2 separate regions of the Homo sapiens genome follow, and region 1 is linked to region 2. Evidence: read pairs that join two places in POLR2A ChIA-PET (ENCODE). Cell type or tissue: Caco-2. All regions are shown on one strand.

The links. ChIA-PET counts read pairs that join two places held together with the same protein. Peaks named below come from ENCODE experiments on the same cell type or tissue, not always from the same donor. Only the 100,000 strongest peaks of a DNase experiment are listed, where the experiment ranks them.
Region 1: POLR2A ChIA-PET joins it to region 2 with 7 read pairs; 15 of 35 experiments call an interaction of 5 or more read pairs at or near these places.

The regions. Positions count from the first base shown.
Region 1 is chr20:35,251,852-35,254,351 of GRCh38, reverse strand. The region is part of intron 2 of MMP24-AS1-EDEM2 (MMP24-AS1-EDEM2 readthrough); the gene reads left to right. It overlaps MMP24 (matrix metallopeptidase 24), which reads right to left. Exons shown (of 9, transcript NM_006690.4): 3 at 2,331-2,447. Among named protein-coding and RNA genes, the nearest start is that of MMP24-AS1-EDEM2, 25 kb to the left of the region's middle. In Caco-2, no CTCF peak of the experiment used is centred here; no DNase peak of the experiment used is centred here.
Region 2 is chr20:35,133,763-35,136,262 of GRCh38, reverse strand. It overlaps MMP24-AS1-EDEM2 (MMP24-AS1-EDEM2 readthrough), which reads left to right. Exons shown (of 15, transcript NM_001355008.2): 10 at 1,314-1,525. EDEM2 (ER degradation enhancing alpha-mannosidase like protein 2) reads left to right here. Exons shown (of 11, transcript NM_018217.3): 6 at 1,314-1,525. Among named protein-coding and RNA genes, the nearest start is that of EDEM2, 12 kb to the left of the region's middle. RefSeq lists an enhancer at 1,692-2,500. In Caco-2, no CTCF peak of the experiment used is centred here; DNase peaks (open chromatin) are centred at 242 and 1,532.

The DNA of each region.
Region 1 (2,500 bases), 120 kb before region 2:
TTGAACCCTAGAATTCTGCTTAGCTGCCTCAGGGATTGAAGAAGAGGCTGAGTAACAGAGCTCTGGATCCCCACCCTGCCTCAGTCAGATGGCTTTGCTTTACTCAGTGTTTTCCATTTGATCTCCAGCAAAGCTGTGTCGAATAAAGGATTCCACTCTAGTTTGTTGAGAAAAGTAAATTGGGGCTGGGCGCAGCGGTTCACGCCTGTAATCCCAGCACTTTGGGAGGCCGAGGCTGGCGGACCACATGAGGTCAGGAGTTCGAGACCAGCCTGACCAACATGGTGAAACCCTGTCTCTACTAAAAGTACAAAAATTAGCCAGGCGTGGTGGTGTGAGTCTGTAATCCCAGCTACTCGGGAGGCTGAAGCAGGATAATTGCTTGAACCCGGAGGCAGAGGTTGCAGTGAGCCAAGATTGCACCACTGCACTCCAGCCTGGGTAACAAGAGTGAGACTCTGTCTCAAAAAAAAAAAAAAAAAACCCAAAGGAAATTGGTAGATAGCATTTTCTGAATTTTAAGTTTTTTTCCCTAATACGAAATATGTTCATTTATAAAAGTTATAAAAATATTCAAATAATAGAGAGGAGTTTAAGTGAAAAGTCTCTTTAAAAAATCTTTGGTACCAATCTTTGGCTTGTCTGCCTAGAAGCTGGCCGGTATCTGATTTAATCCATTATAGGTTTAGCTGTTTAGCGTCGCTGTGTTCATATTGCATTGGTTCTTCACAAAACAACGTTACTACCTGTGGGTTCCCTGCCCTGTGACCCTCTGGGGCATGGATTATTCTACCTACTCCACACGTAAGGAAACTGAAGCCCAGAGAAGTCTAGTGATAGAAGTTACTCAGAGTTGGGTTAGAACCCAGTGCTTCTTTCTCTTGATCCACTCTACCCCTTCAAGAGACCCAAGAGTCTATTCAGTTTCTAACCTAGATTCTTAAGTTTCCTTCTCTTGTCAGATTTCTGGAAAAAAAAAATCCCGTTCTGAAGGGACAGCTTATCAGCAGAAGAGCCCTTAGTTCAACCCTAACTTTCCTTCTCTTGTCAGATTTCTGAAAAAAAAAAAAAAAAAAAAAAAGTCCCGTTCTGTAGGGAGTGCTTGTCAGCAGGGGAGCCCTTAGTTCAACTCTTGAGGATCTCTGTCTTAGATCTTGCCTCTGCACCAAAGGGATCCACCTGAGATGACAGCAGAGCCTTGAGAAGTGCCAGCCAGCACCCACCCGAGCCTGCCCATGCCTGGCCCTTGCCCCAGCCCCACCTGAGCCTGCCCATGCCTGGCCCTTGCCCCAGCCCCACCTGAGCCTGCCCATGCCTGGCCCTTGCCCCAGCCCCACCTGAGCCTGCCCATGCCTGGCCCTTGCCCCAGCCCCACCTGAGCCTGCCCATGCCTGGCCCTTGCCCCAGCCCCACCTGAGCCTGCCCATGCCGGGCCCTTGCCCCAGCCCCACCTGAGCCTGCCCATGCCTGGCCCTTGCCCCAGCCCCACCTGAGCCTGCCCATGCCTGGCCCTTGCCCCAGCCCCACCTGAGCCTGTCCAGTGCCTGCCCCTTGCCCCACCCCCACCTGAGCCTGCTCAATGCCTGGCCCTTGCCCCAGCCTCACTCCGGTGCTTCAGTCTGCTGTGATGGGCTCCATCATCTAGTTCTTGGGCCACTGATCTGACTTGGAGATGGATCCTGCTCTGCCCTTGGTTCCTCCAGACAGTCAAAGATGACACTATTATGATTCAGGTCCCAGTTCTTTATACTCCTTAAGAAACAACTGGAACTCTGCGTTGGGAATCTCAGGTGAAGTCCATCAGGTGGATTTTGGGGTGGGAGGATCCAGATCAGAGGGAATGGGGTTTGGCAGGCAGTGATAAGGAGACTGAATTAAGCCATGGTTTTGTTTGTTTTGTTTTGTGGTTTTTGTTTCATTTGTTTTGTTTTGGAGACAGAGTCTCACTCTGTCACGCAGGCTGGAGTGCAGTGGCATGATATAGCTCACTGCAAGCCACGATTCTTTTTCACAGCTGAAAGTTACCAAACCATTCATACCCCACTTCCTGTAACCTAAAAACTATAGGCATCTAAACAGAAGACAACTAAGAGCCCCCAGAGGACCAAATAAACCTGAGGTTGGAGTCACAGCATCCTGTGGAAGCCACAAGGAGGACAAGGTTATGGGCTCTCAGCACCTAGTGCCAATGCCCACATGCCTGGCTCTTGGCCTATGTTGTAAGCCTGATCCCCAGGCCCCCCTACATTGTGAGCCTTTGAAACTCAGGCCAGGAAAAACAGAGTGAGGGTGGAGCCAAAGGCAGGGAGGAAGAGGGAGAGTCGAAGCACCTGTAGGTGATGTGTTTTTGCCTCCACTTCTGTCCAGTCAGGGCATAGCGCTTGTTTCTCCGCCTACGGCTTAAGTGGGGGTGATCAGGGACACCACATCGGGGTTTCTTCATCCACCTGGGCAGAGAGAGGACACACACACACGCATATGCACTGTGGTCACTGAACAC
Region 2 (2,500 bases):
TCATTTTATAAAAAAAGGTCAAGAAACAGGATTTTGTCACTCCTCTTCTTTTTATTACAGCCTGACTTTTTCTGAAATATTGCTTAGAGCCCTTCCTGGTTGTGACTTGCTCTCCCGCTGGTGCCTGCCAGATTGCAAGTTTCTTGTCTGTGGCAGACACAGTTGCTAGACCCTGTGGTTCTTGGAAGTGTCGACACCTTTGTTCACAGTTTGGTGACGCATAGGCTGCTCTGGAGTTGTTTGACCTTTAGGCCCAGAGAGGAAATCTCTGCCTCTGGCTGGTTGTCCAGTTCTCGTCTTGAACCAGAAGGCACTTGGGTGCCACTTGGGTGGGGCGGGCAGAGAACTGGACTGGGGCTGGGGTGGGCACAGGGGAGGCGTTCCCATCCCAGCTCTGTTTGACTCTCTCTGTGTGACCTGTGGCTGAATTACTTCTTTACAGGCATGGTTTTCCCTACCTATAAATCGAGGGTCATACTATATCCGTGGTTTAGTGGTTTATATCCTATTTTGCTTCCCTTTAAAAATAATTTAGCCCCTATACTCTTTATTTAAAGCAGAGATCTTTATTTAAAGTCTATGAATGGCTTTGTTTATTATTATTATTATTTTGAGACAGGGTCTCGCTCTGTCACCCAGGCTGGAGTGCAGTGGTGCAATCTCAGCTCACTGCAGCCCACGCCTCTTGGGTTCAAACGATTCTCGTGCCTCAGTCTCCCAGATAGCCAGAATTACAGGCGTGCACCACCACGCTTGCCTAATTTTTGTATTTTTAGTAGAAATAGGGTTTCACCATGTTGGCCAGGCTGGTCTCGAACTCCTGGCCTCAAGTGATCTGCCTGCCTTGGCCACCCAGAGTGCTGGGATTATAGGCGTGAGCCAAAAGTCTATGAATGGCTTTGAACGGGGCTTACTCTTGTCATTGTGCCACAAGCCCCACCACTTTCTGTGGCTTAAACCCTGCCTGCATCACAATAAGTTACCTGCCTGGGCTTTGAAGGCGTAGTGTAAAATAAATAAAAATAGGTAAAGCTCTCTAGCTAAAGCGAGTGTGTGTGGAGCACAGCCTGCTCCCTGCCCCCTCATGATGAGCAGGAACCCAAGGTTATGCAGAGCAGTGTTTGACAGCATCTGGGCTGGGTGGCTGCTCAGGGCCCTCCAGTTATGACATTTATCTTTCTCTGGCTCAGACTCTAGCAGGATACCCAGGAGAAAGAGGGAAGTGCTGGCTAAGGTCCCAGGCTTTGGGCGTGTATCAGAACTATCCCTATCCCCCTGCTCCTGTCCGGGATCATAATTTGTCGATTGTTCAGCCTTTCAGACCCCCACTGGCATGCCATATGGAACAGTGAACTTACTTCATGGCGTGAACCCAGGAGAGACCCCTGTCACCTGTACGGCAGGGATTGGGACCTTCATTGTTGAATTTGCCACCCTGAGCAGCCTCACTGGTGACCCGGTGTTCGAAGATGTGGCCAGAGTGGCTTTGATGCGCCTCTGGGAGAGCCGGTCAGATATCGGGCTGGTAGGTTCGCTGCTGCCCTTCCTGTTTGAGTCCCTGCTTACGAGGCCCAGGGCTCTGAGCAATAAGTTGCAGTCAAGCCAAGGAAAACTTAGGGTGACCTTGGGAGTGGTCCAGGATTTGGGCTCAGGACACCAAAAATAGACCAAGCCTCCAATTCAAGTTTGGCTTGGAGTGGGGAGGAGAGTGGGAAAGCACGTTTCTGGCAGGCAGCAGGGGCTGCATTCAGCTTTGACCAGTTGAGATTCTCTGATTTCTAGGAAGAGGGTCGTATGTTTCATGCCCCTGACTCACTTGACGGCTTCAGATCATCAGCTCGTCCGGCCTTCATTTTTAGCGTCTATCTGTATTTGCTGTGTTTCTTAGGACACCGGTTCTGAGAGATACTGAGTGGCAGTTGCATGAAAAAATGAGTCTTGGCCAATTAAGTTAGGGGAATATTAGATATAATATCCCCCCCTTTTTTGGAGAGTCAGAATGCACATGAGCAGAATAAAAATCCTCTAGTAAAGAAATCTATTCAACTTTGTTTAATTTAACATTTCCCAAACTTATTTAACACCAGAGCTTCCCTTTATCTTCCAGTACTATTAACCCATGGAAATTGAACACACTTTGGACCAGATGATCTCTAAGGTCAGTTTCAGCTTCTAAATGGGATAATCAATAAGATTAACAGTAATTGAGCCAAAGCCATCCAGGACATAACACTGGATTTAGTCAGAACTGGATTCAAGCCCTGGCCTTGCTACATCGAAACTGTGTGACCCTGAGCAAGTCACTCAACCTCTCTGGTCCTCAGTTACTTCAGCAGTAACGTTAATATATTAATACCAACTTTGCTGAGTCACTCTGACTTAGGAAGACTGCATTTAGGTCTAGGCACATTTTATGCAGTCTGGTGCTAATCCAGCTTGAAAAGTAAAGCTTGTGTGAGGACTCCCCGAAAATCCCTTAAGAAGGTGCCCCCCTAAGGCT